Linked DNA regions of Homo sapiens: regions 1, 2, 3, 5 and 6 are each linked to region 4. A link is a loop called in an ENCODE intact Hi-C map of the cell type or tissue named here. Cell type or tissue: A673. All regions are shown on one strand. Links, peaks and the distances in the headings refer to the core of each region. The heading gives the core; the rest is flanking DNA.

What was found. A loop is a pair of places that touch in the nucleus more often than their neighbours do. Peaks named below come from ENCODE experiments on the same cell type or tissue, not always from the same donor. Only the 100,000 strongest peaks of a DNase experiment are listed, where the experiment ranks them.
Region 1: a loop joins it to region 4, with 9 times the contacts of the local background. A loop is called at or near these places in 3 of 110 quality-filtered maps.
Region 2: it touches region 4 in a loop (5-fold over the local background); 8 of 110 quality-filtered maps call a loop at or near these places.
Region 3: it touches region 4 in a loop (2.4-fold over the local background); 4 of 110 quality-filtered maps call a loop at or near these places.
Region 5: a loop joins it to region 4, with 4 times the contacts of the local background. A loop is called at or near these places in 8 of 110 quality-filtered maps.
Region 6: it touches region 4 in a loop (4-fold over the local background); 9 of 110 quality-filtered maps call a loop at or near these places.

What each region holds. Positions count from the first base shown.
Region 1 is chr18:10,060,138-10,065,182 of GRCh38, reverse strand. No RefSeq gene overlaps it. Among named protein-coding and RNA genes, the nearest start is that of VAPA, 150 kb to the right of the region's middle. In A673, for the core only: no CTCF peak of the experiment used is centred there; DNase peaks (open chromatin) are centred at 2,402 and 4,582; H3K27ac peaks cover 4,000 bases.
Region 2 is chr18:10,238,132-10,243,176 of GRCh38, reverse strand. No RefSeq gene overlaps it. Among named protein-coding and RNA genes, the nearest start is that of LINC01254, 170 kb to the left of the region's middle. In A673, for the core only: no CTCF peak of the experiment used is centred there; DNase peaks (open chromatin) are centred at 2,686 and 3,906.
Region 3 is chr18:10,351,244-10,356,288 of GRCh38, reverse strand. The region is part of intron 2 of LOC105371986 (a long non-coding RNA gene); the gene reads left to right. Among named protein-coding and RNA genes, the nearest start is that of LINC01254, 61 kb to the left of the region's middle. In A673, for the core only: no CTCF peak of the experiment used is centred there; a DNase peak (open chromatin) is centred at 2,328.
Region 4 is chr18:10,517,474-10,522,518 of GRCh38, reverse strand. No RefSeq gene overlaps it. Among named protein-coding and RNA genes, the nearest start is that of NAPG, 6.0 kb to the left of the region's middle. In A673, for the core only: CTCF peaks have their summits at 2,238 and 3,809; DNase peaks (open chromatin) are centred at 2,248 and 3,718; H3K27ac peaks cover 2,402 bases.
Region 5 is chr18:9,698,331-9,703,375 of GRCh38, reverse strand. The region is part of intron 1 of LOC124904244 (a long non-coding RNA gene); the gene reads left to right. Among named protein-coding and RNA genes, the nearest start is that of RAB31, 7.4 kb to the left of the region's middle. In A673, for the core only: no CTCF peak of the experiment used is centred there; a DNase peak (open chromatin) is centred at 2,945.
Region 6 is chr18:10,402,155-10,407,199 of GRCh38, reverse strand. It overlaps LINC01254 (long intergenic non-protein coding RNA 1254), which reads left to right. Exons shown (of 3, transcript NR_110775.1): 2 at 985-1,062; 3 at 1,829-2,067. LOC105371988 (a long non-coding RNA gene) reads right to left here and starts at 992. Exons shown (of 3, transcript XR_935142.4): 1 at 256-992. RefSeq lists enhancers at 36-822, 823-1,609, 2,391-3,044. In A673, for the core only: a CTCF peak has its summit at 2,564; DNase peaks (open chromatin) are centred at 1,269, 1,779 and 2,739; H3K4me3 peaks cover 622 bases; H3K27ac peaks cover 371 bases.

The DNA of each region.
Region 1 (5,045 bases), core at 708-4,707, 460 kb after region 4:
AGGGAGCAAGAGAGGGGTGGGTAGGGGGTAGGTTCATTGTAACAAGCAGCTCTCGCGCTGTGAGAAAGGCATGAAGACATTCATGCCTTGGGGGATCCACTCCCACAACCCAAACACCTCCCCCAGGTCCACCTCCAACATCAAGGATCAGATCTCAGTATGAGGTTTTAGGGATCAAAGATTCAAACTACAGCACTGGCATTCCATCCAGCACCTATGTCCATCTGAGGCTGAATAATCCAGCTGTCATGTGGGTTAACTCCCCAAGCCCCTTGTGTGGCCCTCTTCCTAGTCTACAGGTGCTAGACTCTGGAGCAGTGCCCATGATGCAGAAGTGCAGCCCCCAGCCCCAGGTGTTTGCCCCTGCATCTGGCATCTGAGCAGGAGAGGAATCTGGGGTAGGAGGCCTGGTAACCTGGTTTGGAGGTCAATCTGTTCCCGGGGTTTCTCTCTGGCACACAAGTCTGACATATCAGACCCTCCTCTGGACACGGTGGACAGTTTTTCCATTTGCACTGTTGGTTTTCTTCCCCTTTTTGTGTGCAAAATGATAGGCTATCATTTCAGAGCCTGCCAGTGCAGGATGGGGCGGGCTTTCTTGAAGCACTTTATCTGTTTCTATTGTGGGCCTCCCTGGCTCTCACCCTCTGCCCTTTGCTTAGTGCCAAGCACCCCAGGAAGACCAACCCAGGGCTTCACAGAATGGGTCAGCACCTTGATGCCAGAGCTCTAAGAATGACTTCATGCTTTGGAAGACAGCCACCGAATGGGAAAACCAAAAATGACAGATGACACTTCAGGAGCTGGTCTCGCCAAGGCCTGTGCAGCTTCCTGCCATGTGCTCAACTCACTGGCTTGCCTGCCATTCTGAGGAAGGGGCACTGAGCAACAGCTGCTGCAATTGCCTGGCATTTCCCCGCCGACCCCCCATCATTCATTCACTCATGTATTCATCCGCTCAACACAAAACATCCTGTAGATGTTTCCGTATAGCAGATCATAGAGGGACAGACAGTGGGTAGGTGAGGAGGAAGGGTGATGCTGGAGGAATACTAAAAATTTTAGAATAGGAAAAAAATGCTCTCCCTCCCCTTGCCCCCCACCCCCCAAGAGCATTAGGACAAATACCTAATGCATGTGGGGCCTAAAACCTGGATGACAGGTTGGTAGGTGCAGCAAACCACCATGGCACATGTATACCTACGTAACAAACCTGCACATTCTGCACATGTATCCCAGAACTTAAAGTAAAATAAAAAAAATTTTTTAAAGAATAGAAAAAAATGAATGCAGTCCACTCCCACAAACAAGAAAGCATTTTAAGAGCAGTACAACATAAAGATATACCAATAAGAACACTGTTACAACAACAACAAAAATATAGAAGGCAAAAAATCTAAACTTCCCACAGTAAGGGATTGGTTGAATGAGACACAGTAAGCACGTGTGCGCCGTGCATCCGAGAAAATGAACGAGTATAGTTCAGTGTGCAACGACAGGCAAAGATCCCAAAGGAGCATCAGGAAGCAGAACGACAGATGGGCACTGAAATCAGCCCATTCTTCTTTAACAAAAACAAATATAGATTCAAGTCTACGCTTTCAAATGCAATGAAAATTTCTGGAAGGATAAATAAGAAACAGTTCACAATCTTTAAATAATTGAAAGGAAAAAAAAAAAACTGTTGACCTGGAAATCTACACCCAGAAAAAAAAAATCTCTCAACAATGAACGCAAAATAAAAACTTTTTCGGACATACAAAAGCTGAAGGAATTCACCTCCAGCAGAGCCGCACTACAAAAAATGTTTAAGGAAATTCTTTAGGCAGAAGGAAAATTATACTAGGTGGAAATCTAGATCTACACAAAGAAATGAAGAGCACCCAAAATTGAAAAATAATCTCGATACCATTTTGTAAAAATTTTTCCTACAGAAACTCACACTTTGCTCTCCTTTTCTCCTCCTATATCCCAAGGTAAGATGGTTGATGCCAAACTTTAAAGAATTTCATAAAAATGTTAATCAGTGTTAATATTATTGAATATCACAAATCTAACACTCGTAGCTCATAGCAGTTACTCATTAAATGTAGGAGGAAGGATGGAAGGAAAAACAGAGGGAGAGAGAGAGGAGGGAAAGAGGAAAGAAGAAAGAGAAGAGGAAGACAGGAAGCAGAGAAGGAAGGGAGAGAGGGAGGGAGGTAGGAAGGAAGGAAGGAAGGAAGGAAGGAAGGAAGGAAGGAAGGAAGGAAGGCAGGCAGGCAGGCAGGCAGGCAGGCAGGCAGGCAGGCAATTTTTATTTCTCGCCTGTTGCTGCATCATTTGCCCTTCCCTTGCATAAACCGCTGCCTCCCTGCTCCCCTCTGAAGAGTGCTCATCCAGCCGTCATCTCCTGGGACCATGTGAGAAAATAAGAATGAGGCTTTACATTCTGGCTTTCCAAGGCTGTGGCCTCCATTCTAAGGACTTACAGGATATTGAACCAACCACCCCCAAAAGGGAGCACTTTGTTCAATAACTGCAAGACCAAACAGCAAGTCTCTAAAGCCACAGAAGCATTTCTACACCCTGCACAGGGCTTACACCCTGCACTGGGTTTGCAGTGTTGACAGGCTCAGTGCATTCCTCCGGGGCTTCTTTGAAATTAAATCATGTGTAGCATATTTACATTCTGCTCCCAGATCTTACCGCAGGCCAAAGAACCCTGATCTAGCCTGACTGTAATGAGCCCTCATTAATACCCTGCATCCTCAGGGGTGACACAGGGTCCCGGGAATGTGCCCTTCACTGGGCTGAGCCTGCACATTGTCAAGACAGCCCAATAATCTCATGACAAATTAGTCCAAATGATTACCTAGTACTGTGTAAAAAATATTCTGGCAGCGTTTTCTTCACTTGTTACCGGTCAACATGCTCTGTGGATCTTAGGTTTTATCTTCATGATGCAAAAAGCACCCAAGACTGTAGTCAGCTCAGTCAAACAATTGTCCATATTGGTGTAGATTAAAAATAACCCTTGCCAGAACTTTTCACACTTCAAGTTGCTGTGGTGAACAGATACTGATACAAAGTACTGATTCAACACAGATATTGATACAAAGTACAGTATCAGTACAGATACTGATACAGATACAGATGCTGATACAAAGATGGATGTCTAGAGGGATATAGATACAGATACAAAGACGGTGTCTAGAGAGTCTTAAAGAACGATCTTTTGTCTCAGCTGGAGTGAGTCCTGTCCCCACTGGTGGCATAAGACCCACTCTGACATTACTGGGAGCAGGTTATTAGAAGCCAGGTCATCATAGGTCTTGTGTATGCTTGTGGCTGGGGAGGGACCTCAGCAGGACAGAAGGGGCCCATGGAGCTGACCTTCCTCAGGCCAAAATAAACAGGCTCTCTGTGGTCATTATTTTAATTAGATAATTTAATCGGTCTTGACATGCTTTCTATACACAGGCAAGAGCACGCCCAAACTGCTGCTGGGTCTGTGATATGGGAAAAGGTCTGATTTTTCCAGTGACTCCTGGATATAAAAATAAAGAAAAGGGGAGGAAGAGCTGTATTAATTCTTTTCCCTTCATGCAGTATCACTGAATTTTTTCCAGAGGTATAACGAAGAAAACAATCCTCCGAACCAATTTTTTCAAGGAAGTTATTCATTTTTCCTAATCTTCCTAAAACACCATGATTGCAGAAGACCCTTTGTCCCACAGATGCCCCTGTGTGAAGGCTGGTCTCCATTAACTAGTTCAGCCCCAGTCTACGCTTTCTAGGGGGAGGGAGCAGGGAGAGGGGGAAAAGGGCAGAGAGAAGAGAGGGGAAGTGAGGAGGAGGGAGCACAAAGTCATGATGCTTTAGTGTTTAGAAAAACATAATTAATTAAAAAAAACATTTGAACAAGTTTCTGCTTCTTTTCCAAAGCAACATAATACTCCTTTAGGCAAAGGGATTAAAGAAATGCAGGGTCCATGTTGAAATTATTTTCCAGGAAGACTTTGTTTCTGCTCATCCAAAATTTTCTTCTTTCCTGGAGGGTGGGCTCTAGATTTGGCTTCCCCAGAGGCAGTTCTGGGACATTTTGTAGGCCTGGCTGCCTCTCCCCTAGGGTGCTCCCAGACGCTCCCCAAAGGAGACACGCTGGTCACCAGCTTAACACTTCCTTCTTACTCTGGAAGCATGAGCAACTCAATTTTTCTTTACCCAGGCAACCAGAGCCCTGGACTCGCATTTGCTTTCTTCCTGCTATAAACTCTAAAATCCCTGTACAAAATAAAGTCACCCCTACAAATCTGTGTCAGTAATTCCCTCCTGATTCCTTCCCTCAGGGCAGCTCCCTGCAAACGAATGGCATCTCCATGGAACAGGCTGTCCTCTTACAAAAAGACAGGCCCCAGCAAACCAGAAGAGATTATGGACAACCCCAAAGACACAGGTCTGGGAGAGAAAGAAGCAAGTCTCCTGTCTTTCTGTTCCTGGTTAAGACCCACTGCCCTGCCCAGCTGCTGACACTGCAGCAAGCAGCCCTAACCAGGCTGACGACACCCACCTCATGAGGACAGTTAGATGCGGGGATTAAACTACAGACTATGACACTTGGCACTCAGTCGGCGGCGGGCTTCGTCCTGTGCTGGTCCTTGCTATTGCTATTGTGGGTTTCACATTCATGTACTCTTCTCAACTAAGAAACATCCATGAAATCTCCTCCCATCTCATTTGCCTGCTGAAAGCCGACCCAAACAGAATTATAACAAAGAGGGTGTTGTTCCCCTGTAAGGCACTCTCTAGAATTTGGCTTGGAAAAGTAAATTCAATGTAGTGACATCTTCATCATTTAAAAAAATCTATTCTTTTCTTCTTTAATCACATTATACCAGGATTTTGAGGTTCCATCAGCCCATTTGGAAATGAGGAAATGGGGACAATGTGGCTTCGTCCTTGCAAGTGGCTTTAACAGAGACAGCGAGGCTCCTACGTGCAAGCCTCAGAAGCTCGCTGCCCACTGAATTCTGCTGCTTTCCCAAGAAGTTTAGTATCTCGAG
Region 2 (5,045 bases), core at 690-4,689, 280 kb after region 4:
TGGCTCTGGCAGCCAAAGAACAAAGCTCTATTGTGGATTCATGAGGGTCTAGCTGAGGCCTGATTTGGTTTTCTGGCCAATTGAGCTGCCTCCGGCTCTCAGGACTGCTTTGTCATCTGCATCCTAATTCAGACTCTACGGAATAATTTTTACATTATAGCTGATGGCAAAATTTTCAACCCCCACTTTTTCTGAGACAGGGTCTCACTCTGTCACCCAGACTGTACAGTAGCATGATTTTGGCTCACTGCAACCTCGACCTCCTGGGCTCAAGCAATTCTCCTGCCTCAGCCTCCTGAGAGGCTAGGACTACAGGCCCGCACCACTATGCCCCACTAATTTTTTATTTATTTTTTGCTGAGATGCAGTCTCACTATGTTGCCTGGTCTTGAACTCCTCAGTTCAAAGTTCAAGTGACCCTCCCACCTCAGCTTCCCAAAGCGCTGGGGTTACAGGTGTGAGACACCATGCTGGGCTTCAGTCCATTTATTTAAATTCCTCCAGAGAAGAAATGCTCCTTATATGGTTTGATAAATAAACTGTGAAGCTCTGGAGGAAATCCACATTCTCCACCCCTCTGCCCATATCTTTTTAGGCATAGATACATGTTGAACCCCTGTGTGTGTTGGATGACTCCATACATTTTGGGCTCCTCTATTGTGATGTGGGGGCCCTTCAGGGGCTCTAAGTTAAGCTGCTCACCCCTGTGTTGGTTGGCTGGGCTTCTGGAAGGGAGGGAATTCCAGAGACAGTGATGTGCTAGTCTCTACACTTTGATTTTCTTCTATGAAACCTAAACTTTTAATCCAGCCTTCTTAAATGTTACACCCTGTTCTCTACCATACCATTAGGAATTAAGAAAAGCGTTTGTGTCCATATTCCCCAGGAAGAGGTCAGGGCGGGTAACATATCCTAAGGCCACGATGTGGCCACAGCAATGAGGAGAGACCTATCTAAGGAGAGGAGAATCTTGGAGGCATCAACCTCAGACCTACCTACCGCTGCCCCTTCCTTCACAGCCAACCTGGAGGATCTGGGAGAAGCTTTTCTAAGATAACCTGAAGGTTTTCGTGTACACCATTGCATCACAATGTTTAGCAACATCTCGAAAATCAATGAGTTTAGAAGGAATATAAAATTATTTCTACCGTCACTATCGCTCTGGAGATTGGAATGACTTGACACTGCCTCTTGGCTGCACACATCTTTCATCATAAGCTCAAAAACTCTACATAATAATAGGTCACACTATAAAGTCATGAAGAGATTTTACTGAACAGAATTCTTCTATTTTAGTGAAAATTCCAAATAAGCACCCAGCTCAGCTTTTGGTCTTGTGCTTTCCTTCTCCTCTTTTCCACAGCTCCATCGTGGATTGCCTTAAAGGAAATTCTTCCCATGCTTTGCAAGGGACTCCTGCCAAAGACCCAGTTTTAACTTTGTGAGGTCAAACTCCACCTTCATAGTGTGATTTCTGAGCTTACTGGTCATGTGTTGGTTTGAGGTGCCCTCAATGTATGTGTTCTTTGTGCTTTATCTGGAAGATGCAGTTGAAATGCTAAATTGTGACTTTCAACACCTACTCCCCAGGTGTGCTCTGCCAGGGAGCCGGCACCCCCGGGGCAGACCAAGCACATTTTTAAGATGCCAAGTGTCAGAGTCCAAGTCTGTGATTGAGGGTTAGAGGAGGACAGATTTTAGATGACTAATTGGATTCTTTTTATTTTTTAAGGACCATATTGGAAAAATCTATTTATTCATGGCTCAAACCACCTAATAATGTTTCCTAGGAGTAATAATGGTGATGACATTACCCCTGTTATTGGCCAAGCATCATACTATGCATTTTATGTGCTTTTTATCAATGGATCCTCATACTACCCCATGATATATTTTATCCATTTTATAAATGAGGAAAATAAGGTTTAAATGATTTCCCAGGGTTTCATAGCTAATAAATGGCAGAGCCAAGATTCCAATCCAGTTCCATCTCATTCTAAGGCTCATGCTCTAATGACTGTTTTTTTGGCTTATGAATCTGCACCAACCCCTCTGCGGGCCCATAGTTTGCAAATACAGAGGACCACCCAGATCAGTCCTGGCTTAACACAGTGCGTTACTTCTCTTTTGTCTGGTTGAGAGTGATGTCTAAGAAAATGTCTCCCAAGATTGGAGGCAAATGAGACAAACCATGTGCTATACCTAGACCAGTATTCAGTTCAAGCAAGTATCCAGCAGAAAGAGTTACTTTTATTATTTATATTATTATTTCAACTCCCCCAGTAACCCCCAATCCCAACCAATGCCATTTGCAAGGAAGACTGGCCTGCAACAAATGCTGCATGCCTGGCTGTCCTCTTCATGGACTTTCCAAATTGTTTTTTTTTTTCTAGCTTTTCTAGAGCAAGATTCTGAGACTCCTAGATGTAAGGTTAAACTGAATTCGGTTTTTAAGAGATGTCCATAATCCAGAGACACAGGAGAATGGAGACGTGGGCCACTGTGTGTCAAATGCCTCTTGCATTTCTGCATCCTGCTGCCTACCCAGGCGACATTTGTCAGGCTCATGTCCCTGAGGAGGCTTCCTCTGAGATGGGCTGGCTGTGGGGCTCACCAATGGGGCCAGATCTCCTACTGAGACACTGAAAATTGTCCCTGTGGGGTTAAGTCCACTGAGTTAAAGCTTAAGTCAAATTTCCAAACCACTTTTTATAGGAAATGGTAACCATAGGAAAGAGGAAATACAGAGGATGTCTTTTAAAATAGTAGCTAAATCATTAAGCATGCAAGTATGTGATTAGCAGTGAAGATAAGATTCACATATGTATTCTCGCAGCTCCCACCTCTCTCTTCTTTTCTCCTCTGCTCCTCTCTATGGAAAGAAGAAAACAGAAGAGCTGGCCAGACATTGAAAAATGCAGCATGCACAGAGAGAAATCATAAAGGATCTTGCTAGCACTGAATATCTGAGCCGAAATTCAAATGCTGTTGACTTAACAGAAACCAACTGTGTTTTTTTATGAACAAATCTAAATCATACCAGATACTTCAGGGCTGGATTTGCAAAGAGGCCTCAAGACCTTTTTTTTTTTTTGAAAGAGCCATGGTTTCTCCATGCGCAGGCACAGCCTGCGTGGTGTGTTCCTGCCTGTGGCTACTACCATCCTGCCCCAGAATGCAATGCCAGGCCGTGGGCTTGCGTTAAACAGTTCCCGAGGTGTTTGCTTAACGTGTTTTCTTCTTTTGTTCCTCTAAGGAAAGAATGCACACTTTAATTTCTGCATTTACCTCAACTGGCTTGGTAGGTCTGAACTGCAGAAACCAGGCCAGGTTAGTACTTGTTTGGAAGATACACAGCCAGCATGGAAAACCCACATGGAGCAAAGCGTGGCTGGGCTCTCAGTTCCCCGATTCAGGGTCTCCATGAGCCCCAGAAGTGTCAGGGCCTAATAGCAGCAAACAGAAAATGGTTACATGGGATGCTGCTCTGGCATGGCTTTCGGGACTGGCAGGTAGCAGTCTATAGGAGTCAGGGGACTAAAGTTGCAGCAGGAGAACACAAGAAAGGGTCTCATTCCCCCTAAGAACCTTTGGAAGACCTGAACAAAAATGTGATTTCCAAGTCTGACACCACAGCAGAGGCATGGTTTTTAGTTCACACAGAAACAAGCCTGGGGTTGAACCATTCTAAGAAAGGCCTGGCAGGGAGCTTGTCACTCATCTCACCTGCACACGAGGTCAAGTGACCAGATACGCTGCCCTCCTACCTGGCAGGGCCGTCTGGCCGCCAGGTCCCAAGAACCTCTCACAGACTCCACATTCTTTCCAGAGTGGACCCGGCTCTGCGTGCTGCTGGGAGAACCTCCTGCTTACCAAACAATCTGACTGTTGCCAGATGTGGGCATCTGGCCAGCTTTTACATAATTCAGGCTTTTCTATGCTCAAGACGGTACAATTTAAAGGAGCCTTAGAAGTTGTGTTTTTATCTCCTCTCCTCCTCCTCCCCACCGCCCTTCCTGCTTTTCTTCATCTCAGCCGCAAACTCGCCCAAATACGTGGAAAAACATGATTGTGTGCGGTGTACATCAGTACCTATGGCTGGAGATAACAAGACCATGCATTTACCTTATGCTTGCTACAAATGAAAATTAAAATGACTCTGAGGATTGCTGCCTGCCTCCTGCTGCCCGGGCCTTGTCTTCCAGACACGTCTCCCCAGGTTTTCAGTTCTGAAGGACCCCATCGGGAAGCCCGTGCTCAAGAATGCCAGACAGAGGATGGAGAGCTCAGCACGATGGGAGCTGATAGATTTTCTTGTCATCAGAAGTCATCTTTTATCGTGGAAAGTTACTCTTCTCCTGTAAGAAGATCAAAGCGCTGCACAAGAGCCCTGTAACTAAACACCAATCAATCAATTCATATTTTGAAGTCAGGGCTAAGGTGGGACTTTCTCGCTGACAAAACAGGGTCCTAGGTTCTGGGAATTTTAATTCCCATTTAATTTCTTCACTCTAGTGAGGTGATCATGTTGCTTTTCATGTCTTCTTTTCTTTTTTTTTTGAGACATAGTCTCGCTCTGTAGCCCATGCTGGAATGCAGTGGTGCAATCTCGGCTGACTGCAAGCTCCGCCTCTCCGGTTCACGCCATTCTCCTGCCTCAGCCTCCCGAGTAGCTGGGACTACAGGCGCCCGCCACCACGCCTGGCTAATTTTTTGTATTTTTTAGTAGAGACGGGGTTTCACCATGTTAGCCAGGATGGTCTCGATCTCCTGACCTTGTGATCTGCCTGCCTCAGCCTCCCAAAGTGCTGGGATTACAGGCATGAGCCACTGTGCGTGGCTACTTTTCATGTCTTCAAACCATGCCTGCTCTTGTCATCTGTAAGGCTGCTGGGCAATGGAAGCTACAACTAGGCTTTGAGACAGTCACACTTGCTAGAGTACACACGTTCAGAGATCTTAGGGGATGGCAGACTCAGTCTCTGTCTCTTTCCCACTCTCTCTCTTTCACACACACACACACACACACACACACACACACACAC
Region 3 (5,045 bases), core at 327-4,326, 170 kb after region 4:
ACCTGTTCAGCCACCTGGGTACTTCTTACCTCTCCATGGCCTTTGGCCTCAATTTTGAGGTTCTAATACTTTCCTAAACCATGGCAGGATCCCAGATGCTTTGCTTGGACTCACCTGGTTATTCTGGCCAGGCTGGCCTCAGCACCAGATACATTGCTGTCCAGTCGCTTCTCTTGAAGAGCAGAAATCTGCCCAGCACCAGACACTCACTCCCTGTTGTGTATTCCTGCAGCCCTAGAATGCCTTACTTTCAGATGCACTCCTCTTAAAACGGTTCAATTGACTACAATCTCTTAAGCACCTTATAATTTCATCTAGGAAATTCTCACCTTTATGTATTTTTTTACGTTCATGCCTATTATGAATGGTAATTTTAGCTGCACATAAATCTCTTTATCTTATTCATATTTTCCTTTCTGTGTGTTTATCATCCCCTACCCTGGATGGTGGGTTTTTTAGGGGAATGAATTTTTGAGACTGGAAAAATGGCCGCTTCTATTGTATACACTAGATTTAAGAAGTATCTTTACCTTTTTAGATAAGATTATATATAATCTTCACTCACATAGAGACAAGTATATTTAAGTAAGTGTACGGGTTTTTAATTTTCCCAAATAGAACACACTTGTGTAGCCAACATCCAGATTTAGAATCGGAACACTGAAATTGCATTTTATTCCTACTTTCCTGGGCTATCTTTGCTATGAGGCTGACTGTAAGCTTTCTGAGGGCAGGAACTGCATATTGGTTGCTCACTTTTGTGTCTCAAGGGTTATAGCATAGTGTCTGGCCCATATTGAGGGCCTAATTTGTTGAATAAATTTTTTGATGGTATTAGGGAGATGGAGCCATGCTCTTACTGGAAATAAATTGAACGCCATCTGTAAAAAAATGCAATTCCTTTCTCCTTGGCTGTTACTGACACATTTATCCTAAGTGTGTAATACACAACAAAGCTCAGTAAAATTGCCATCATTGAAAATATATTTAAATGACAATTACAAAAACAAAGCAAACTTTTTCTCTATTGTACCTATGAAGAAAACAGACACAGCCTCTCCCATTTTGACAAATGTTGGCAATTGAAACTGCTTAGAGTTAGGGTGCTGTGGACAGCTGTATGTGTTCATGAGAGCAAATGTGTTTGGGGTAGAAAATGCATTGAAGTTGGAAAAATCCATTATGGTCTGGCAATCCGAGTGACAATAAGAATCTGCTCCTTTTGGATAAGAAGTTGGGTTTGCTACTCAAGGAAGGAGCAGGGAGCAGTTTGAGCCAAGTTCCACAAGTTGAGTCCAAATCTTATCCATGATGAATAGCACTCATCCTCACCAAGCCCAGCACCTATCATCTTGTATTTATCTTTGAGAGACAAAAAAAAGTAGAGAAATTTGTGGCCTAGATTTGCTCATCTGCAAACTTTGAAAAATGTGTTGGGTGACTACATTATTCCAAAGTCATGGGCACTCACTAAAATAGTCATGGCTGGAAGTAAGTGAATGTCCTGCTTACTCCAGGGAAGAGGGATTGGAAATGGCCCTGTAGGGGGGTACTGAGCACTCTCACAGAAGAACAGGCACAGGGAAGTCACCCAGCATTCTCATCACCATTGGGTCATGGGGACACTGCTACAATTTCCTCTTTTATGAAGGCTATCTTTGTTCATACTCTCAGAAGGAAGAACAAAGGGAGAACCTTGTTTGTCTTGTGAAGGAAATGCAGAAAGCCTGGTATAGGTGAGAAAAAGTGACTTCCCTTTACAAACTAAAGAAATACAGGGGTCGCCCCACTAGCTGTGGGGTATGGGTGGAGGTGGGGCTGAGTGTCTGAGAGAAAATGCTCTATGGTGTGGGCTGGAGTTTGCTATGAGTGAATTGTTCCAGAGCCTTCCAGCTTCCTGCTAGGGCATTGAAATCCTTTGGCTCACTCTGGGATTTGGATGTGAGACAATTTGCTCTAAAGGGATTTTGGCACAGATAAGTCATTATTATTAATAAACACATGGTGAATGCCAACCATGTGCCTAATGCTGAAATAAAGCTTTCTTTTTCTTTTTCTTTTCAACGTTAAGTCACCAAGTAAAGGAGAAGGCTACTCAGCCCCTTGTTATCCCAGAAGAGGCAATTTTATAGTCTCCCTGTCCCCGTGTCCTTGTCTTTGAATCCTCAAGTGCATTTTTGAAGGATCTTTTCTCTTCCTTTAAGAGAACATTCCAGGACATCATAAATGGTGACTCTAAACTCTTCACCCCTTTCATTATCAAAAGAGTAGATTTCAGAGAGGAATGTAAGTGTCTTCTGACATAGCCTGCAGTCCAACCTGCTCTTACAGGGTGACTCATTTCATAGCAGCTGGATTTTAATGCCATGTGGTATCAAGCAGGGCTGCTTCTAAATGACTGAGCTTGAATTACATGGATGAATCTTTAAAAATATATGGTAGAAAGAGCTGTGTTTATTTTTAGTGGGTTTCTTCTCCTGATTTTCTCCCCGCAATGTCTATCTGCATATTTCTCTGTCTGTACATTTGATCTCATAGGGAAGCAAGGAAAAGTGGGGTTTCTCTAAGGGAGACATACAAAAGATGTTCGGAAAAGCTCCTTTCCTTTATTGCTCAGCAGTGACTTGTGTTTAGGAGAATTGGCACCAAAACAGCATAGTTTACCTCTTTCTATTTTTAAGCAATAGATGGTTCTTTTAAATGACAGTGATCCACATTAGAGAAGATTGGGTCAGGGTTGGATAAAGAATCAGAAGACATTAAACAAAGAGGAGAAGACAACAGCTTCCAGCATTTTCACAATGACTTTCATTTCAGAATTTCTAAGCACCTTATAAACAGATGTTGAAAGGAGACTTAACCGATAATTTGCAAAATAGAGAAACTAGAGAAAAGCGGAAAATAATGAAAAGAAAAGCTTACATGCTTTTTGGTAGAGTTTGGGGGCTCTGGCCTTAAGATAGTCCCTTTCTCTTACTGCCTCTGGCACCCCAGGTCCTTCTCTGATCAAAGGCTGCCTAAATTGCCCCTTCTTGGTATAATTTGAGAAGGCATACTTAGAGTCCCTCCGGATTCTTTCCATCATAGCCCACCAAGGTGTTTAAAAGCTTACCACTGAAGAGTCGTTTATTTATCCATTCTTTTGTTCAACAAATTCTTATTCTGTGCCTACTAAGTGCAAGAGTAGCATGACGGCCTTGGCGTGAGTCGGAATACTTCCCATCTCCCAAGACCATGGCCAACATCTCTAGTAGACGTTTCTTGAAGGATGGAGGGCAGCCATCCCAAGACACTCTCCTTTTGTTTATGGTACTCGCCTACTTAGAATCCCTCAATGGCTGCCCTCCTACTTAAGATAAAGACTTGAGTACTGAGTGGGGCCCTGAAGCCTGGATGCTCTGGCCCTGCTCCCTCTGCTGTCTCCCTGGAGGCCAGCCTCATCCTTGCTTCATCTTCCAGCTGCATTCTCTACTGGGGCCTCCACAGAAGGCAGGCCTGTATTCTTCCTGGCTTTAGGACCTTCAACCTTGTTGTCCTTATGCCCAGAATAGTCCATGATTCCCCCCAACCCCTGCCATGCACACACATCTTTTTACCTAGTTAACTCCTATTTACCTGGTTCAAGTGTTACCTCCCCAGGAAGCTTCCTTCAATTGTCCCTGCACCTGGTCAAGGTCGGGCCTCCTCCTCCTCACCTCCCGAGGGCCTGGTCCTGTTCCTGCCAGCACTAATTGTGGAGTATAATGAGATTTATCTCCTATCATCTGTCTCCCCCGACAGAACACCATAGCATGTTGCCTGGCTACATCATCCTGGAGCAGAGCTTGATCCCTGGCACTCAGCAGGCATTCAGTTAAAATTCACTGAATCAATAATTATGAGCATACACATGGAATAAGTATATCTCATTGCTTTCCAGGCTGAGCCTCAGGGGTTAAGGACAAAGTGCAGCTGAAAGAGCATACAATTCGAAGTCAGACAGGGACAGGGACAACAACAGCCCTCACCCACTGCCCATAGGACCCTGGGCGAGGTGCCTGGTGACAGGGAGTGCTGTGTGCCAGAAACCAGGCTGAGTATTTCCTATATACTCCCATTTAATCCTCACAACAGCACCCTAGTTTGATATTATTATTTCTATTTTAAAGATCACCAAGTTGAGAGATTTAGAGGTCATGCAGCTAACTAAATAAGTGGCAGAGATAGGAGTGAAACTCATGTCTGGCTGGTGCCAACACTGACGCCCTTGAACACCACCTAGCTTGTTACCATGTGTGAGCTTGCACTTTTCAAGAATTCGGTGAGCAGCCACCTCGAGAGCTTGTGTCTTACAATCTTCTCTTCTTTAAGTCTCTCCACCCATTTTGTCACTATCAGATAAATTCCTAAATTCAGCCGGCTACTAGGGATAAATACTCCCTAGGGTTAGGTAGGGTGGAATTATAAATTTGTTGAATTCACAATTTTTCCATTAGTTTCAGTTAGCTTTTTCTACACACCAAACTACCCCTAAAACGTATTGGCTTCAAACAACAGCAGTTTACTGTTTCTCACAGTTCTGTGACTTGGCTGGGTGACTTCTCGGCCTTGTGTCACCAGGCTCACTCATGGGCTCCATGCAGCTGGAGGGTGAGATGGGCTGGAGGGTCCCAGGAGACCCCTCTCACATGCCTGACAGCTGTGCTGCCTCTCCGCTCTCCTCCCTGCAGTTGCCCATCCTCCAGGAGGCTCGGCTGTCAGGGCACGACAACAGGGTTTCTTGAGGCCTAGCACTGGAAATCTCATAGCATCACTTCCAGTACATTCTGTTATTTAGAGCTAGTTACGAGGCAGCCCAGATTCAAAGGGTGGGAGAATAGACACCCCCTGTTGAAGGGAGGAGTGCCAAAGTCTCATTGCAAAGGAATGAGAAATTGTTGTGAACATCTTTGAGTGTAAAATACCATGGCATATGATGGAGTAGGATGAGGTCACTAAAAATAGTCACAAAGCATTTGCCATCAATATAGGAAAAGCACTGTGAAAAATGGAGGAACAATGACATG
Region 4 (5,045 bases), core at 606-4,605:
TGAGCTCTATTTCAAATCAGGAATCATAAATAAGGAAACATAAGAGCTCCTATATCGCTAAGTTTTCTTTGTTTGTTTAATTGCTAGTAGCCTGACTGTGTAATTTTACCCTTTTCCCCCACAAATATACTGTTATGTTATACAAGAGATACACTTCTGAGACCCAGCCCAAGAGGTTAGCCATGAATCATAAAATCATTTCTCTGGGAAAATATATTCTGAGTTATAAATAACGAATTTACAAAAAACCTTTGGAACAAATTCTGCTATCATTTGACAGTTCCTTTCATCAGAATAGGATTTTAGAAGATTGTTCTTGGCTTTTTTTCTGATAAAACTAATAGAAGCCATTATGATCTGTATTTTTTTTTCTGGTTAAGTGTTAATGAATACATTGACTTTTAAAAATCACCACTGAATCTCTATGAGATTAATATGGAGAATTCGTTCTCCAGATTCCTGTGTCCAATGCCTTCTTAGCAGCTCCACCTAGACATCTAAAATGTCATACATAATCTGTTCAAATCTGAGCTCCTGATGCTCCCATACCTGCTCTCCCTTCAGGCTCAGCCATGCTGGGTTCATGGCAGCTTCACCCTCTCCTTGCCCAAACACTTGGAGTCATGCTCCTCTGCTCTTTCTGTCGCACAACACATGCAATCTGTAGGAAATTCTGTCGACTTTGCCTCCAAAAAGTGCCCAGAGGCAACCACGTCTCCTCATCTCCCTGTCCACAGCCACCGCGTAGTCTGTTAGTTGCCATCGTCTGTGACTGCACTCACCATCTGTGTTCAGAACACAGTGCAGTGCGAATTCCAGAGCAGAACTCAGTCAATTTTGGCTGAAAGTCCTGTGTCATTACGGAAGAAGAGGAAGAAGCATTTGGACACTTGGAAGGTGTTTTCTCTCAAGTCTGGCCATGGCCCTTCTTCAAGGTAATTTCTTTTCTTTCTTTCTTTCTTTCTTTTTTAAATTATTCTTTCTTTTTTTTTAGAGACAGGGTCTTACTCTGTCACCCAGGTTGGAGTGCAGTGGCATAATCATGGCTCACTGCAGCCTCAAACTCCTAGCCTCAAGCAATCCTCCTGCCTCAACCTCCCAAGTAACTGGGACTGTGGGTATGTGCCACCACACCTGGCTATTTTTTATTATTATTTTTAGTAGCGACAAGGCCTCACTATGTTGCCCAGGCTGATCTCAAACTTCTGGGCTCAAGCAACCCTCTTGCCTCAGCCTCCCAGAGTGCTGGGATCACCAGTGCACCCCCCTGCACCCAGCCCTTTCCAGTGATTTCTTTGGCTTGTATTTGCTTCTTTTTGCTGGGCTTTCTCCACATTCCTCTCAACCTCTCCTGCTCTAACCTTTCACAGAACCATCATTATTAATTTTTTTATTTTCAATTGAATTTCAAAATCAAAGCAAGAGAATGAATGTTTGAAAAGGAGAAAGAGAACGGGGCCACACCCACAGGTGCCAGCCATTGAAGACCAGGTAGACTGGCATCCCCTAACCATAGCATAGCTTCCAGCGCAGCAGGAAGCTGGGCCAGGTGGGGTCGGTGGGGAGACGGGTGCCAAAGGTGCCTGGAGTGAGAGTGGGATTAGCAGCGTGGAGCTTGCCTGAGCTCCCAGGCACCTGATGGATGCTGGCAGCTAAAACCTCCACTAAACCCTAGGGCCCCTGGTCACCATTTGCCAGAAACTCTACAAAGTGCTTTAGAAACACTGTTGTTATCCCATCTCACATATGAGGACTGAAGGTCAGAGAAGCTAAGTAACTTTCCTAAGGTCACACAGCAAGTAAACGGGAAGATGGGGACTTGAACCCAGACCCATCTGACTCCAAATTTATACTTGGCCCACTATAATGGACCAGAAAATGGTCCTTATTTTGTAATAGTTTAATAACCACTCACGCAACACCGCTGCTTAGTTGTATGGACCAATTATTAATTTTCAAATGTTTTTATGGGGGAAAAAATAGTCAGTTTACTACATACCTGGTACTTTACACCTACCTGCTTTGAAATTTTAATAATAATTGGAAAATGAGAGTTGGAAGTTTATTAGGTTTGACTGAAGTAAGTTGTCAAATGGCTGAGAAAGGGCCACCCCTAACAGATGCGCCAAGCATATTATACTGAGAAGTCCCACTTAGGTATACGTTGGCTGGGGAGAGTCCTGGCGTTCATTCCTTCTCCCGCGTAGCCTTATGGGTCTCTTCAGAAAACACATGGTGGCGCTGCCTGCACGTGCCTTTACAAGCTGCAAGCCGTCCAAACAAAAGTGGTTAGTTTCTGCCTCTTGGGATTACAGTCAGATTCTGGCAACATTTCGCATTCATAACTGAACTTTCCACATAAAAGCGATCTCTCTCACTGTTTTGTACACAAAGTGAGGCAGCATTGTCCGAGTACAGTAATGTTGGAAAGAGATGAAGCATTGTAAATGTTTAACAACAGATCTCTGTTAAATCCACTCTAACGAACACAACCGTTTTGATGAATATTATTTTTAAAGAGAGAGAAAAATACAGATCTTCCTTTGCAAGCTATCTTTGAATAAAAGATAAAACCAACACACTGAATTGGCTTAGTGGAAACCCGTCATGTATTTCATTAGACCACTTGCAGATAGCCTAGTGCCAACCTATAAATGTTCTCTCTTGAAAACCACATCCCATAGATATACAGCAATCATTTTCTTTCAAGGAGGATATATTCACGCAGTTACATTTTGTACAAATATAAAGTAGGCAAAATTGAAAGAATACAACATAAAACATGACTCATTAATGAAGTTTGTGAATTACTCATTCACAAACTGCATTAATGAATTTTTTTAAATAACATGTCTTCCAAATTAAGAATTCCTCAAGAAGTGCACGTTTGGAAGCTGCCAGGAATAAAGAGCTGTGGACTGGGTTTATGCTATTCATTCTTTAGGCACTCATTCAACAAGTATGTGTGGAATGGTTTCTCCATGCAGGCACTGTTCTAGGCTCTGGGAGACAGCCCTGAATGCAGCAGGGATTCACAGAGCTGACATTCTAGCACAGGGCATATGGGTGGGGTTGTGGAGTCCAGTAGGAAACTGGCTAAGGCGGTGTAGACACAGTGCTAGAGGGGGTCAACACTCAGGAAAACAAAGCAGGATGTGGGAATGGGAGGGCACCCGTGAGTGTGGGGTGAGTTTCTTCACCAGGTAGGTGACAATGAAATAAAGCTCTGAAGGAGTGGTGGCCTGAGACCTGGGATATCTGGACAAAGATAGTTGCCGATAAAGAAGGAATAGCAAATTTGTGAGGCAGAGTATGCGGGCGCCTGGCCCCACATTCCAGGGGAGAATGGGGAGGTGACGAGGTTGCAGGGGCCAAGGGTGACTTGGCTAGAAAAGCAACACATGACTCCCTTTGTGAAGATTGGATTAAAATTATGCAATGGTTGCATTAAGTTTGAAAATCTTCAGGGACACATTTCTTGCAACTTCCCTCTACTCGTGTAATTAGAAATGAATAAATGTTAATAAGGAAGCTGAAAAGGCTCTAATGGTCTAGAACGTTATATAAAGCTTACTGGAACATGACGTTCTCAAAGTGTACTAGGATTGCAAAAGCAGCCACAGGACCCTTATTTTCCAGATTCCTGTGGAGCTGAGGAGGAGGAATCACAGCCTAATGGAGGGACACATGGCAAAGGAGCATGGAGCTGTGTGCTAGCAGGTGCACAGCGGGGTCATGGCCACTGTTGTTCAGTGGGGCCACCAGATCACAGATGAACACTGCAGCCGTTTCACATGTGACTGCCCTCATCCTTCATTTCCTATCCCCCACTGCGTGGAGCCCTTGGGTCACAGTTACGGCTGGAGGAGGCTGTGGATTCAGAAACGCAGTTGTGGATAAGGAAAGGTTTAGCACTGCCCACAAATGAAAAGAGACCTTCCAGATTTAGAGAAAAGGAAAAAAGCAAACAAAACAAAATAAAAACCCTCTTTTCTCCAGCTCCCAACATAATCAGAGATGAAAGAAGACAGTTTTAGCCTGGTAAATAAGAAAATAAACAAGAGCTTGAAATGGATAAGTTTTTTCTTCTAAATTTGTTTTTGCAAAGGGTTTTTCTTCCCTGAAAAACAAAATACTAAAATAGCAAGTTGTGTTTTCATTTATAAATCCTTCTCAAGAGGAAATCTAATAATAACAAGGGGTTTCCATTGGATTCCAACTTATTTCATAATGTAAATATATTTCTATCCTCTGGGGAAAAAAGCTTCCCCAAGCCAGGTATTTATCGTTTAAATTTGTGATTTTATTCACTTCCATTTTTCCCTCTCTTTTACCTTGAACAGCCTCTCAAACTGAAGAGGAGTGTTCAGTTCTACAGCTTATTAGATAGGGCCTCTTCATTCAACGATGCAAAGTTTAGAAAGAACGTGGACGATGACTTGCTATGTTTTGTTCTACATCCAATCAGAAGAGTAGCTTGTGGCTCAAAAAGTCTTATCTTAGAAGATCAAATGTCCACATTTTAAGAGAGCGGGGCTGTATACTAGAAAGAAAAATGGATTAGAGTCAGTCATACTTTCAAACCTCAGCAGTATTTCTTATGTTATTTAAAGACATATATTATCTGGTTTCTTTGAGCTTCAGTTTCTTCTCCTATAAAATGGGAAGAATAATAATGTGGTGGATTAAAAATGGCAGCCAAATCTCTGACCCTCTTCCATTGAGAGGGGGACTCTGTCCCATCCTCTTGAATGCAGGTGGGTTTTGTGACTGCTTTGACCAAAAGAACAAGGATGTGATACTGTGCCAGTCTCAGGGCCCAATCTTCAAGGCACAGGCAGCTCCCACTTCCCATCTCTCAAAACATGAAATAGCTCTTGGAACCCTGAACAGTGCAACTCCCTTGAGGCTGCCATGATGTGAGGAAGCTCAAGCCACCCCGGTAGAGGTCTATGAGCAGAGAAGCAATGGCCAGCTGCCCCGCATCTCCCAGCTGCAGCCATTAGAGCCGTCCCAGCAAAGCTTCCAACCGTGAAGCTGAGTGG
Region 5 (5,045 bases), core at 531-4,530, 820 kb after region 4:
TTTTATTACTGATTAATGAATCAGGCAGCATCCCATCCAAAAATTGAGAAAATGTGCTCCAATGAGCTAGGGAAAAGACTTGACTTTATAGGCAGGAAAGGCTGAAGAAGCAGAAACAGGGAACGAAAGGTAGATTGGCGTTTCAGAGTTACTTCCCTTGCAGGGTTAAAGCATGGGGGACTTCCTCATCAAACCTGCTCAGGTAAACTGGGCCCCTTCTGATTAGCTGCTGTGCATCTCCTATTTTTCTGAAAAGCTGCCCTTTTTAAAGTTCCGTTGGACAGCCTGGCACCTAGCAGGAGTGACTCCATTCTGGTTTGGTCTGGTCCGTTGGGCCTAGTGTAAGAGTTCAGTCCTCCCATAAATTTTATTTAAGATTATTCTTGAACTACTATTCTCCTTGCTATTCATGGGCTTTCCCAATTACCAATATAACAGAGCCTGTTCTGAATCATCCATAATCCAATCCTTCGCATAGCATATATTCTGCACTCTGAAAATATGTGGTGAGTGGGTGGGTGAGAGAGTGAGTTCACCGACCCGACCGATAAATCCCAAGCATGGAGGGTAGAAAGGGCCCTCTGACATCAGACGGAACCAAGTTTACATGCAGGCTCCTTTATGCCCAGTTTGTGTGAATTTAAGGAAGTTATCTGAGTCTCTTCAACCTGTAGTTCCATCCTCTGTCAAAGATGGATACTGAAAGGCTGTTGCATTATTTTGGGGGAGGGTTACACACAATGCTGTGTGTGCGTGTGTGTGTGTGTGTGTATGTGTGTGTGTGTGTGTGTGTGAATAGCAAGTCCAGAACATCCCAGTTTGCATGGGACTGTCCAGGTTTTAGCCCTGATTGTATGGGACTGTCCAGGTTTTAGCCCTGATTGTCCCGCATTCTGGGAAACTTCAGTCGCAGGTGAACTGCAATTGTTGTTACCTTGTCCCCTTCCCTAAGCCCATAAAACTGTTTTGGGTTGTTACTATCCATTAAAAAGGAAGTGCTGACTTCCAAACATCCTCACTTCCTTCCTCAGTTTTTCTGAATGTAAAAACGACTCCACATTTAGAAAACAGCGTAACTACTTCATGCATAGCTATGCACATCTAAATTACTTATGATTCTCCATCTTATACTCAGTTCACGTGGGAGGCTTAAATATGCAAATTCTAACTTCAGCTAAGTAACCATTGTTTTACTGAAAGACATACTGGGTCTAAAAAAGGAACAAAAATAGGAAATAAGAAAAGAGGGCTTGGTTTCCCAGTCTCCTGGTGGGGCCCCAGCCCCTTTTGTGGCCCTCTCCTGACTCCCCGCCCTTCCCCTCCTGCACACTTGTGTTCAGTGTCATATTCTTCTACTGAACTGAACCTTACCCTAAGAACCAACCCTCAGTAGCTCTGGTAGAGGGCATTTTAAGGACTTTAAGGCAGAACCCTCCCTTGGGTAAAGATTTGTAGGAAGCTGGCCTTCCTCCAGACAGTTCTTCCCCTAGCCCACATGTGGTTCCTGAGTTTCAGGCTATGGAACCTCCCCTGGTTCTAGTGTCAGCAGATGTTCAAAAGTGGGGCATCAAGATTAGTCAGTGGCAGGCCGGGCGCGGTGACTCACACCTGTAATCTCAGCACTTTGGGAGGCAGAGGCGGGTGGATCACCTGAGGTCAGGAGTTCAAGACCAGCCTGTGCAACATGGTGAAACATCATCTCTACTAAAAATACAAAAATTAACCAGGCGTGGTGGCGGGCACCTGTAATCGCAGCTACTCAGGAGGCTGAGGCAGGAGAATCTCTTGAACTCAGGAGGCAGAGGTTGCACAGAGCCAAAATCACGCCATTGCACTCCAGCTTGGGCGATAGAGTGAGACTCCGTCTCAAAAAAAAAAAAAAAGATTAGCCGAGGGTTTACTGTGGGTAGCCCAAGGACAGAGGGGCCCTGGCTCCATTTCTCCTAAATGGGGGAGGAAGCGGGGAGAAGGAAATGCAGATTTACTCTCAAAAATCACAGGGAGAAAGACTGACAGGTTCGACCACCAAAAAGTTAACACTTGCTTAATGGAAGAAATATCATAAACACAATTTTTAAAACTACAATCTGGGAAAATATTTGGCATAAATATGACTCGGTTAATAATCAATATAGAAAGAACTAATAGATTATTATTTATCATTATTATTTTTTACAAAACCACCAAGGTCCATTAGGAAAAATGAGCAGATGCAATCAGGGAGTTCACAAGTAGGAAATGCATGTATGAAGAAGGTGTTCAATTTCACAAGTAAGTAAACATACAGATTAAAGCATCAAGAAATAATTTTCGGCTGGGTGCAGTGGTTCACACCTGTAATCCCAGCACTTTGGGAGGCCAAGGTGGGCCTTGAAGCCAGGGGTTTTGAGACCAGCCTGGCCAACATGGTGAAACCCCATCTCTACTAAAAACACAAAAATTAGCCGGGCGTGGTAGTGCATGCCTGTAATCCCAGCTACTCGGGAGGCTGAGGCAGGAGAGACTGCAGCGAGCTGAGATTGCACTACTGCACTCCAGCCTGAGCAACAGAACAAGACTGCCACCAAAAAAAAAAAAAAAAAAAAGATTTTTTCACTTATCAGCTTATCAGAGTTGTAAAACCTAAAGCTCCGTGCTGGTTAGCGGAACAGAAAGGAGAAGGCCCGGTCAGGCTGCTCAAACAATAATAAACTGCTCTTTTAGAATCAGACTGTCTGACTTTATATATGTTCATATCCTGACAGCCATTCTCTGTCACGTGGGTTCCTTCACATATCTTTCCCCCAATGCAATATTTATTTTACTCTCCATGAACAAAATTAGGTTCTGGTGGGTGTGAGAGATAAGGAATCTGAAAGCTCCCTGCTGGTTGCCAAATGTAAATTTGCATATAGAGGATAAGGAAGGGAAGAAAAGGAAACTTAAACGGAAGGTTTAAGGATTATCTAGGAGTACTCTTCTCTTTTGACTGTGAACGTCTGGAAGCAAGCTTGATGCAAGTAACCACAGCAACACTTATTCAGTGTTAATTACTAGCTAAGTACCAGGTACCCATGGGCCCTGCCAGGCTTCTTATGTCAAAGATGTCACTGTCCCCCTGCCTAAAGGAAGGTGTCATTGTTCTTGAAACTGAGGCAGAGTCCCTGCAAAGATCTGCCCTGATGGGCCACAGACAGGCTTTAAGCCCATGCACTTCAGTAAACATGTAAATTACCATCCCATGCGTTCAGTTTTTAGTTTGAGGCCTTACTGAGGATATGCAGGAAAAAAATGTTGAACAGACTGGGAAATAAAATATCAAAGCTTGACATAGAGAATCAGCTGCAAAGATGAGCAGGTCAGTGCTGGCTGGCATAATCACACACACACTGGTCCTATTTCTCCCTGTTGACTGGAGGGGATTCAGAAAATACATTTTGGTATTTTCCCTGCAGGGCTGAAGAATTTCTCCCAAAGAGTAAAAATAATAAATATTTGTAGAACATGTGAGATCACGTCTGTGAAACACATTTCCCTCTCAACTAGGTTATTTTTCGTGCCCTACAGTTCTTACCTAAAGAGTAAACAGCAAACCCAACAATTATATATATATATATATATTTTGAGATGAAGTCTCACTCCGTCATCCAGGCCAGAGTGCAATGACACAATCTTGGCTCACTGCAACCTTCGCCTCCCGGGTTCAAGGGATTCTCCTGCCTCAGCCTCCCAGGTAGCTGGGACTACAGGCATGCGCCACCACGCCCAGCTAATTTTTGTATTTTTTAGTAGAGACAGGGTTTCACCATTTTGGCCAGGATGGTTTCGATCTCTTGACCTCGTGATCTGCCTGCCTCAGCTTCCCAAAGTGCTGGAATTACTGGCGTGAGCCACCGCACCCAGCCTGTGATGGTTACTTTTATGTATCAGCTTGGCTAGGCCATAGATATTTCATCAAACATTATTCTAAGTGCTTCTGTGAAGATAGCTTACATGAGACTAACATTTAAATCAGTGGACTTGCAGTAAACCAGGGTATTCTGCTAATGTAGGTGGGCCTCATCCAATCAGATGAAAGTCTTTTTTTTTTTTTGACATGGAGTCTCACTCTGTCACCCAGGCTGGAGTGCAGTGGCGTGATCTCAGCTCACTGCAAGCTCCGCCTCCCAGGTTCACGCCATTCTCCTGCCTCAGCCTCCTGAGTAGCTGGGACTACAGGTGCCCGCCACCACACCCGGCTATCAGTTGAAGGTCTTAAGAGAAAAAGACTGACCTCCTTAGAGGAAAAGGGAATTCTGCCAGCGGAGGGCCTTCAGACTCAAGCTGCAGCAGCAACTCTCCCAAGAGCTTCCAGCCTGCAGCCTGCCCTGCAGATTTTGGACTTGCCAACCTCCATAATAGCATGAGCCAATTCCCTAAAATCAATCAATCAATCTATCTATCTATCTATCTATCTATCTGTCTATCCGTCTATCTATCTATTCATCTCCCATTAGTTCATGCTTCTCTAGAGAACCCCAATTAATACAATATTCAGCTAATATTTTTTGCCCTGAATCCCCCACTCAGGATGCACACATATGGGTTCTGACTCTGCTCTCCCAAATATGAATTAGGTACTGCTATGTGCCAGACATGCAGCCAGGAGCTAGAGATGCAAAAGGTCATCGAGGAGTCCTGGCCTCAGGAAGCCTGCAGTCCGAGCTCACCTCTGCACCCTGACCCTTTTAGGAAATAGGCTGTTTCCCAGACTTCTGTTGCTGTGGCCCCGGTGTGAGAATTCATGTGTATAAACACGGACTTGGTCCCATTAATGTTATGAGGAAAGGGCAGTAATAATTAAAAAATAAAAATAAAAATGTGAGAAGACAGATCCAGGTCCAAAGCAGAAAAGCTGTGGTCCATAAGGTTAACCTAGTGCCCACGAAGTGGCAGAACCAGAAAGAAGGGCCAGGTGGAGAGGCAGAGTTAAGTCAGAGCTGAAGACGGTGGTTCAGAACAGAATAGCAAGGCCAATGAGTGGGGCTGTGGGCCCGAGGGGAGAAGGCCACACTTTGGGGAGATTT
Region 6 (5,045 bases), core at 347-4,346, 120 kb after region 4:
TTACTGTTAGTAATATTGTTAGTATGCACTTCTATAGGTGACAATTTTACTTTTTGAATTCATGTCTTTCCAAGCTTATTTAAATTGCATGATGGAGTTTTAAATATCCATATCAATCTGAAGGGCACAATGCACTTTATCTTTAAATAGGCCATGCTATCCTGTTCCACAAAACAGAGTTTTGGACTTTAGGCTACAAGAAAGCTGAAATATGAGAGGTAATATTGGTATTATTTGTATTTTGTGAGCACTTACCATGTGCTTGTTAATCAGTTGACTTACAAGGTGTTTTCTAACCTTAGTTCTGTGCATAACAGTTGTTCCTCACACCCTTTGAAAAGGACACATCTCATCCCCTATGATGGAAGAGGCAGGAGGGAGGACGGAGCGCAGGTGGGAATGTTGAAATGGGAATATTCCAGAGCTGCTGGAGTTCAGAGGTGCTTGAGGAACTCCTCCTTTCCTCTGCATGTTTAAACTTGGAATCCAGTTGACTTCACAAACAATGGACCCCAGGCTCATGAACATCCTGGCTGAAAGTGCTGTGAGTCAAAAGAAAGCCCCCAGCTGGGGTGTTTCTGAGGAAAGCCCTTGATGTCAGGACTGTGTGGGGCGCCTCCCCCAACTTGGAGGAGGTCTCCTGCTGCTGGAGGAGGTGAAATTCTGATGATGGGGGCTTTGGGGCTGCTGCTGAGCTGGAGATTCAGCTGGCGCGCTCACGGGGGAGGGACGGAGCAGCAGGCGTGCCTCTCAAACCGGGCTCAGGCTGACGGGCACTTCTCGCTTGAATAAGGTCGAGGTAATTATGGGGGTCACTCTTGCTGTGACAGACATTTACACAGGTGCCAGACATTGGCCAGGACTTCTCGGCTCCTTTGTTGGGATCTCAGCCAGCATTTCCTGGCCACATCAACAGATGGTTCTCTGAAGCTGCCTGGGGAGGAAAGACCTCTTGATAATGAGCTCTCTCTCCCTCTCGTGTAGGGAACTTGCATTCCTCACAGTGAAGGATGGAAGCCCTTTGGCCTTGCCCTCCCGCCCAGCTGATGGGATGAGAGGCAGGTAAATGGGTGATATGGGAAGAGGGGGCTATACTCCCAGCACAGAAATAGTCTCGTTGCCCAATGTAGGACTACACATTCTAAGCGCCAATTTCTGAGGCTCAGGTTTCCAAAAACCAGCTTTGGATTCACAAAGAGAATAACTATCTTGTCAAAGGTTGCTTCCCATCCCCAGTTGGTGGCAGATTCGAAGGCAGGCCTTCTCTGTTCACAATGGGGTCTCAGCCCTTAGATCACATGATTTATAAGGCAGGAGGGAGTCCCCTGGATGATGGAACCCCCTCCCTTGTATAAATCATTTGATTTAAGGGCTGAAACCCCTTAAAAATCATTTGATCTAAGTCATACTGCTTTGGGAGTTCCATTCTCAGATAGGTTGTTCTGGTTGTTTATATTTTCCCTTTACAGATAGCAATACTCCAAAAGTCTGGCTTTTCCATGTAAACCTTCCAGTGCCATTGAAGATATACCACTGAGACTTGGCTTTACTTCTTACATACAATGGAGCCAAATTTCTTATCTTCCACTTATTTAAAAAGTATTGCAAATGCCATTGAATTTAAGGAAACACGCAGTGGCTGCAGCATTCAGCTCCGTGTCCTAACCCCAGGAGGGCTCACCTTTCCTTCTAGATCCTACTCTTCATCATTAATTACTTCCTCTTCATTTTGATTTCAAACATTCTTCACAGTCAGTTGATAATTGATAATGAATTTGAAGAGCATAATGAATCCACATAAAGGATGAGGTTATTTAATGTTTTCCAGATGCAGGCAGCTGTCAGGAGAGCAAAGGGAAGGGAGATACTGGGTCCGGAAACCCTGCTGCTGCTGCGACAAGTTCTCCGGGTCCAGGCTGTGATTTCCACAATCTGCATCCAAACCACAGAGTGAAGCCGAAATTGTGTGAATGATCGGGAGTGTTTGCAGAGTTCAACCACAGTGTTATCACGTTTTATCCAAATCTCCTAGTCCAAAAAAGAATACCACGCCCTGTTTTTATCTCAGTGCGGAGTGTTTCATTTTGATCAAAATTGCAGTTGCGTAATTGACAGATGAGAGTGAGTGCTTGCAGATGTGAAGACTGGGGTGAAATAACACAGCAACAACACCCGCAAGACTGGGTTAATATCAATACAAATTCAGTCCGCTTTTGTTTCCCAGTTCATTTTTCCTTAAGAGATGATAAATTGTCTTGAATTCCAAATTCATTTCTGAACCAGAGATGTAGAAAGACCGCAAATCCCATGTATAAAGTTTTAGTTCAATTGCAGATTCTAATTTTGCAATATTGTGGAGTTTAACTTTGTTTCCAGGCTTAAAAAGGGCCATTTGAAAATTGATCGTACCTACAAATATAAATCTATTTTAAGATACTTTTGAAGGATGCCAAGTTTTTAAACTGTTTTTTCTAGTTACCACATTTGTGAGCAACAGGAGAAGTTAGGAGATTCCGGGAACCCTGTACAATTTAACAACTAGAGTTAAAACTCGGCACCTTCAATTTTCCTAGTTTGCCACTAGAGTTGGCGATGAGACAAAGTAACAAAAGCCTGCAGCCTTCACAATAGGTGAATCCCCAGTACAATTTTCCTCTCCTCTGCTTGTTTTCGGCATCACCATCTCTCCGCCCTGGGTGTTTAATCCTCTTAGGGTCCTATTCTCTCGGGTTGCCCTGAATCTCTGAGAATAGAGGAAGGAATTGGCTCCGATTGAACCATTTGGCAGGAAGAGCAGACTGGGCTTGTGATCCGCTCAGGACTTCTGTGCTCAGCACAATGGCATGGAGAGAGAATGGTGGGCTTGCAGGCACCAAGCTGGTGGGAGAGAGCTGTAGGCTGGGCCCTCCCTGTCCCTGCAGGGACACATGCCCCGCCCCTGTGGCCCATGTGCCAGGCTGGGCCTAGGGCTGGCGAGTTCAGAGCCTTACCATCAAAGCTGCTTTGAACGTTAGAATAAGACGATATTCTTAAAAGCCTTATCAGAAACTTTCATGGGAGTCAGTGGGTTTTAGGCAATAAGGATCTCTCTGCGTATTCCTTTTATTTACTTTACTTCTGATAAGCCAAAGGCTCTTGAGTCCCTCCAGTTTTCAAAAGGCAGGCATTCGGAGCATTTCCAGGACATGCAGGCTTATTATCATGGTGGACAGCAGCTCCCGCCTTCAGACCGTCAGCGAAGGAAACCCCCTCAGTAAATCAGCCACAGACTCAGTGCCGGCGCGGCGCAGCTATTCACACCCTGTCACGTGTCACGTGTTTCAGCTGCTCTTTCTCTGCCCACCATGTAATCTCTGAAAAAAATAGAAGCCTTTTTGTGTGCCTGGGGTGGGGGTGGGGACCAGCCTTGCAAATCCCCCTGCATGGATGCAAAGCTGGACCACTGTTGCCAGGGAGTTGTTTCAGCCTCTGAGGAAATTAAGGAGCTCATGGAAGGAGCTTATTCCCCATTTATAGTGAGTTCAAGAGGGACAATGGATCTGTGTGGCCGAGGATTACCCAGCCAGCCACAAAAGCATCAGGGCCTTTTAATCTGAAAATCAAAATTGTGCATCTAGTGACCCCACCTCAGAGGGAGACAGAATGCCAGAGTGAAGGAATTTTTTTTCTACTCTCATGATGGCAAAACTTTCTCAAGATGCAAATATCACTGTAAAGCTTCAGCCAGGCCTTTTCACAATCTATGCTACAGAATAACCTTCCCTCGGGATCCACCAAGGAATGGTGAGGGCTGCCCTCAGTGGTGCCTCAGGCCCATGGTGCAGAGGTGACAGAGGGTTGAACTGGGCTTGGAGGCAGGAAGGATGCCCTGCAGAGGGCTCCAGGTGGGGCCAGAGAGTCCTTCTCTCCAGGAACACTGGTCCCTTTGAAGACGGTGACAGGGATTAATTTTTCCCACCAGTTCACTTCTGGCCAGTTTTGTTTCTTTCAACTCAAGGGGATTGTACTCTGAGGAAGCCAACGTATCAAAGTACAAGTAGAAACAATAATAATAAATTATAGTGTTTCTCAGACGTATTCTAACACCAAGTGTCCATTCTTGCTAACTACTTTTTTGGCTAGCAGCCAGCTGTCCCTAGGTTCCTTTGTATGGGCAAGAGTGCAGTTTCCTATGTCAGGGTGGCGTTAAATCTTACCAATGGTACTTGCACAACAGAGACATTCAGAAAGTCTTGAACTTATTTGGAGACACATTTGCTTTAATGCGTATGTCCTTTAGTGAGCAGGACACGAGGATGCCCCCTCTACGTGCTTTGCTAAATGTGCTTTGCTAACCTAGAAGTCTCCGAGGCCATCTCCCTGGGGTTGGAGAACTAGCACCAACAAAGCAGAAACACACTTGTGGGCTTGATCATGTGCGTTAAGTTTATTTTTACAGGATGTAAAGTGTCTGCTGCCTGCCTTAAGAATAAATGTTTGCTAAAAAAAAGATAATAAAAATTTAAAAACACAAGTTTACCTATATAACAAACCTGCACATGTACCTCTGAACTTAAAAGAAAAGTAAAAGAATAGGTGTCTGCCAAAAAGACCAAGGCTGTGATCTAAGGGCCACCACGGAGGACCCAGAGCAACATGGCAGATGAGTCTTTGTGTGCAAACTCTACTGTAACATCCTTGGGGGAAGAGATTCTTCTTATAAAACCATGGGTGGGCTCTGAGCCCCCCTGCCCTAGTTTCACTGCAAGAACAACCCCAGGAACTATTATATAATTTGTGCACTCAAGTCATCAGCCTATGCTTCTGCTGTCATCTGGAGGACCCACTGAAAGCTGACCATTACCAGGAAGAGCACAAAGATAGGACTACCACCCTCCATTTGAACAGTGCCTGCCTCTGGCACCCCACATGGCTCTGACTGCCACATTTTGCGGGACCGCAGAGAGCACCTAGGCTGCTGCTGCCTGGTAGGGAACAGCAGGGACAGCGGCATTATTCCAGCTGACTGTCATGTCCTTTTCTACAGGAACAAAGCCCGTGTATTG